Linked DNA regions of Mus musculus: region 2 is linked to region 1. Evidence: chromatin loops called from intact Hi-C (ENCODE). Cell type or tissue: heart. All regions are shown on one strand. Each heading gives the region's core, and the rest is flanking DNA. Links, peaks and the distances in the headings are about the cores only.

Region 1 (2,914 bases), core at 213-2,712:
GGGGTAACAGAAGTTGTAAGAGTTGTGCCAGAGCCATCACCAGCTTGCCTTTTGTTTGGCTGATAGAGACATGAAGTCATTGATCTAAGTTGGAAGATGGCAGGGTTTGTTTTAGATAGCCCAAGCTAGCCTTGAGCCACTAATCCTCCTGCCTCTGCTCCCCAAGTACTGGGATTGCAGGCTGACCTAAAGGTGATTTCCTTACGGACTTAAGATGAAAAAAAAAGAAAAGTTACTGCCTTTCTTGAACTATTTTGAGCTAGGGTCTCAGTAGCCCAGCCTGGCCTTATCGCCACCCTAAGTATTGGGATTACAGTATTATGTTTCCATGTCCTGGTTACTTGCTGATTTTGGTTCTTGTGAGTATTTTTTTCTACCCAGTGTGATGGCTAATTTTGTTGTCAACACAACTGAATTAGCCTTCCCGGGGGATCAGTGAAACACACCTCCACACGTGCCTATTACAGCATTTTCAGAGACAATTGCATCATGAGGCTCTGACCTAACCCATGGATTAACCAATCCTTTGATGAACTCATAGTAAAATGGAATTACTGGGAGGTGGTGAAGATGGGACCTGGTTAGAAGAAGAGGATCATTGAAAGTATGTCCTTGGGATATGTCTTCCTGTGTCCTCTTCTTTGTTTTCTGCCGTGCCATGATGTGAATAGTCCTTTGATTTACCCTTCTGACCAACATCCAAATCCTTTGAAATCAGGGCTAAACAGATATCAATGCCTAACTAACTAATCCACCCATTTTGAGATTGGGTGAGGTATTCCATAGCTTGTTACCATGCCAGATGTCAGTGACTATCTGGAACTTAGCACTTCCTTGTCAATCATGATTGTCCCCATCCTCCCCTCCCCTCCCCTCCCCTCCTTTCCCCTCCCCTCCCCTCCCCTTCTCAAATTTTTTTTTCAAGACAAGGTTTTCTATATAGGCCCAGACTGTCCTGGAATGCTGTGTAAACCAGGTTGGCCTCAAACTCAGAGACATCCAGAGATCTGCCTGCCTCTGCCTCCTGAATGCTGGGATTAAAGGTGAATGCTATTACTCTTGACTTTTGTTGCCATGCTTTTAAAAAGAAGAAACTGGGGCTGGGAAGATAGCTCAGCAGTTGTAAGCACACTGGCTGCTCTTGCTGAAGGCTGGGTTCAGTTCCCAGCATCCAAATGGTGGCTCACAAACATTTGTAATTCCAGTTTTAGAGAATCTAACACTAATGAATGGTCTCCACAGGCACCAGGCATGCAAGTGATATACATAATACATATGCAGGTAAAGTATGGATATACTTGCAGGTAATATACATATATACTTCCCAGGTGGTATATACATGCATGCAGATGAGATACACATATATGTAGGTGAGATACACATATAAATGCAGGTGATGCGCACATGTAAATGCAGGTAAAAGGTCCATATACATAGAAAAGAATCTAAAAATAAGGAAAAAAAGGAAAAAAAAATGGGCCAACCATGAAGACGCTAGGCATTGCAATATTTCTTTCCCTTCTCTCCTGCCTTGTCATGTCCTTTGCAGTGTTGCTCCATTGAGCTACATTCCCCAGCCCCAGTATTAATTGATGTGTGTGTGTGTGTGTGTGTGTCCCATACTCCTCTACTCAGAATTGAACCAGGGCCTCAGGCAGGCACTGCCAGTGGAGGTGTAGAGTTTTAAGGTAGAGGATGACTTAGAGGCCAATCTCTGAGGCTGCTTTGGGTGCTGTAAAAGAATATCATTTTAATGTTGAGCATATAGAACTCCAGTTTCAGTTCTCTTAATGGCTGTGTGACCTCTGTGTCTTCTGGTTCATAAAATTGGACAAATGATCTCTGTTAAAATGATTGACATCCAGTGAGACAGTGTGAGAGTTAAGTGGGAGGATGGGGACTTGGCATGTTAGCCCAGTAGAGCCTCACTCAGTGGTAGCAGGGTGCTCTTTTTTGTTTTGATGTTTATATTGTGTCCCACTGGGAGAGGATCCATGGGCTCTTCCATGCCAGGCAGATGCTTTCCCACTGAACCACAGCCTCAGACCCTAAAGCGTTCTTACCTTCCTGAGTTTGGTTCTTTATAAATGAGTACATTTCTAGTAAGAATGTCTAGTGTGTCTGTCTGCCTTGGGAGACTAGTCATGTGTCTTTAAATAAACTGACAGCTGAGCCTGAGAAGCTAGAGTAGGCCATGGGCTATTGGTGACCTCCTCACAGTGGCTTAGTGGTGTTGATGCCACCCAGGTACACAGCCTCTGCTCTGACTTATGGTTGATTTCTTCATACCCCAACAAGTTATGTGTAGCACAACTTTCTTTTTGAATTACCAAAGAGAAAAGGAATCCCTTGTTTTCTACCTTAAAGTATAAGATCTGCACTATATGTAAGTGTTAGAACAAGAGTTTTTTTTTTTTGTTTTTTTGTTTTTTTTTTTGGTTTTTCAAGACAGGGTTTCTATTTGTAGCCCTGGCTGTCCTGGAGCTCACTTTGTAGACCAGGCTGGCCTCGAACTCAGAAATCCACCTGCCTCTGCCTCCCGAGTGCTGGGATTAAAGGCGTTCGCCACCACGCCCGGCTAGAACAAGAGTTTTGATTTTTAGAGTTTCTCTGTGTAATACCCCTGGCTGTCCTGGACTTGAATGAAGACCAGGTTTGCTTCAAATTCACAGGGATCCACCTGGTTGCAGTCATTTTTAGTCTTGTATAAAACTTGTAAAGTTGGACAGATGAGTTCTATTCTCTTGTCTCTGGAAGGATTCAGCTTTGAAGGGTCACTTTTTGCCCCTATCACCACAGACTTGGGAGCAGAATGACAGTGAATGGTCAGAGTGGCCTGTGCAAATGCTATCTGTTCTCTCTGTGCCCGGGAACGAAGCTAAGAGAGCATGTGGGTGGATGAGGGAGGCCTGGT
Region 2 (2,914 bases), core at 108-2,607, 51 kb before region 1:
GCTATTGCTAACACACATACAAACACACACCCACACACACATTCCTAAATATAACCTGTTCAGTTTATATAATACTACCTGTACAGTATGTTTTCAGGGCTGACTGTTGGTGTACCCTGGGCAAGACCACTTCTCCCATTCCATGAATAAATTTCTTAAAGAACAAAAAATTATTCTGGGAAGGCCAAGGTTTGAGGATCTCTTGAGCCGAGGCATTTAAGGCCAACCTAGGTCACAAAATGAGAGCTCATCTCAAACCTCACTAACTCCTGGGATGGGGGTGGAGTTCAGTTTGTAGAATGCTTGGCTGACATACACAAGGCTGAGTTCCTCCCAGCACAGTTATCCAGGGATGCTGGTGAGATGGAGCCAAGTTCAGGCTCATCCTCACAGCTGCACAGTGAGTTTGAATACTAAGGATTCTTTTTGTCAGAAAGACCTCAAAGCCTCTTACAAACACCATAGACAGGATTTATGCATTAGCTTAGTTAGTGACCTCATGAGGCCCTTTTGACCATCTTCCCTGGGACAAAGCGCAGGCAACTGCAGCTCACGGTTTGACAAGATACACTATGTAAGTCCAGACTGGGCTCATTTATGTATGTATTTATTTTATATGAGTACACTGTTGCTGTCTTCAGACACACCAGAAGAGGGCATTGGACCCCATTACAGATGGTCCCAGCACCATGTGGGTGCTGGGAATTGAACTCAGGACCTCTGGAAGAGCAGTCAGTGTTCTTAACCTCTGAGCCATCTCTCCAGCCCCTGGGCTCAAGCTCTTGATCCTCTTAACCTCAGCCTCAGCCTCCCAGGAAGGGGGGGAGGGGGCTGGAGTTATTGGTGTCGTTATATCCTGTTGCTTTTGAGACTCTTAATGGTCTTTCTTTTTTTCTCTCAGGTGTCCATCTTGGAAAGGAGGAACACAGCGGGGAGGGTGGTGTTCAAAACCCTGGAGGATCCCTGGACCGGCAGTGAGAGCGATAAGTTCGTCCTTTTGGGTTATCTTGACCAGCTGCGGAAGGATCCAGCATTTCTGTCTTCAGAAGCTGTGCTCCCTGACCTGACTGACGAGCTGGCTCCTGTGAGCATCAGGGTCCAGAAGAATGGGCCAGCAGGAGGGGTGGGGCAGTGTGAGGGGGCGGGGCGGGAGCAGGGCGGGATTGACCACTGCCTGTTTCCTCCCACAGGTATTTTTCCTCCGGTGGCTCTACTCTGTTTCTGACTACCTCTCGGACTTCTGGGAGAGCCTGCTTCACAGTAACTGGTAGGACGCTGTGGGTTTCTTTTCCTTGTCAAAGCCAGCCTGGAAGCCCGCGCTTGGATTTGTGTGCACTTGGCTGCTGGAAGTAGGCGAGCTCACACAGCCCGATAACCGACTTCTGCTGCCTTTGCTTTGCTTCTTACCATTTGCTGATAGGTCCTTCCTGCTGGGCGGGAAGATCACCCCAGCTGGCCTCCCTGGCAGCAGGGCTGGTACTAGTCCTCCTTCACTCTTGGCTGTGTCGGCCACTCAGCACAGTGTGTGCACGCACAGATAAATATGTCTGTCCATGCCCAAAACTAGCTTGGGGAGGAGAAGGTTTATTTTGGCTTACAAACCAAGACCACAGAGGAATGCTGCTTGCTGGCTTGCTAAGCGGCTGTTCCTACACTCCCCAGGACTGCCTGCCCGCAGTGGGCTAGGCCCTGCCGGATCAATTAGTAATCAAGAAAACTCCCCACAAACATGTCCACAAGCCAGGCTAATGGAGGCAACTTTCCCGCTAAGTTCCCTCTTGCCAGGTGACTGTAGTCTGTGTTCAGTTGACAGCTGAAGCTGACTGTGACGTTCCCTGTCCATCTGGGCCACATCTGCCATTCTGGCCACATTCAGCGTCTGAGATCATTCCCTAGAGTCTGTAGCCACCAGTCCCTCAGTGTCCGTCCGAGAGTTGCTTCCTGTATCCTCTCGTACAGAATGTATTAGACACAGCCGAAAGCCACCCCCCACTTCTTCACCCTCGAAACAGCCTGTCTTGTGCTCTTGTTTCTTGGTGTGAGAGAAGTGTGGTTTGGGACCTTTTTCTCCTGAGTCAGCTGAAAGCCAGATCCCGAGGTTGTGGGCTCATGGCTGAAAGCCAGATCCCGAGGTTGTGGGCTCATGGCTGAAAGCCAGATCCTGGCGGTTGTAGGCTCATGGCTGAAAGCCAGATCCCGAGGTTGTGGGCTCACAGCTGCCTTTGCTTCCAGGCGGGAGATGATGCCCCTGCTGTCCCTCATCTTCTCGGCCCTCTTCATCCTCTTCGGCACGGTCATGGTCCAGGCTTTCAGGTACCCAGGGGCCAGCCCACCAGGCCATGTCTGCCCTTCTTGTTTAGAAAGGAAAGTAACTTCTGTTTCCATGCTTTAGTGACTCAAATGAGGAGCGAGAGTCGCACCCTGCAGACAAAGAGGAAGTCCCCGAGAAGGCTGGGAAGACTGAGCCGAGCTTCACCAAAGAGAGCAGCAGGTTCTTCCCACACAGCACACCCTGCCCTCAGCCTCGTAGAGCGTTACCGAGATGGGTAGAGAGGCCTCCTTGCCTGCCTCTAAAACCTGGCTGTTGGTTTGGGGGAGGGAGTTGCAATGCGGGGTATGGAACCCAGGGCCTCACATGTGCTACTCACTGAGCCCCCATGCTAAAATAACCTGAAGTGGACAACTATGGATAGCAGTGTAAGGCCACATGTACTGTTCTGAAATAGCCAGTCATGGTGGCACACGCCTTTAATCCCAGTACTTAGGAGGCAGAGGCAGGTGGATACCTGCGAGTTTTATATAGAGTGCCAGGCCAACCAGAACTACATATTGAGACTCATCCCAGAAAAGAGCAAACAGTTGTGTGCCTCATCGGGGAGTCACAGTCACAGCAAGTGCACGTGTACCCACAGTC

The links. Hi-C counts contacts between places; a loop is a spot of excess contacts. Peaks named below come from ENCODE experiments on the same cell type or tissue, not always from the same donor. Only the 100,000 strongest peaks of a DNase experiment are listed, where the experiment ranks them.
Region 2: it touches region 1 in a loop (2.6-fold over the local background); 4 of 42 quality-filtered maps call a loop at or near these places.

The regions. Positions count from the first base shown.
Region 1 is chr4:141,715,395-141,718,308 of GRCm38, reverse strand. The region is part of intron 1 of Ddi2 (DNA-damage inducible protein 2); the gene reads left to right. Among named protein-coding and RNA genes, the nearest start is that of Ddi2, 6.6 kb to the left of the region's middle. In heart, for the core only: no CTCF peak of the experiment used is centred there; no DNase peak of the experiment used is centred there; H3K27ac peaks cover 6 bases.
Region 2 is chr4:141,766,061-141,768,974 of GRCm38, reverse strand. It overlaps Dnajc16 (DnaJ heat shock protein family (Hsp40) member C16), which reads left to right. Exons shown (of 15, transcript NM_172338.2): 10 at 902-1,084; 11 at 1,191-1,267; 12 at 2,233-2,313; 13 at 2,393-2,491. Among named protein-coding and RNA genes, the nearest start is that of Agmat, 21 kb to the right of the region's middle. In heart, for the core only: no CTCF peak of the experiment used is centred there; DNase peaks (open chromatin) are centred at 1,564 and 2,354; H3K4me3 peaks cover 912 bases; H3K27ac peaks cover 1,863 bases.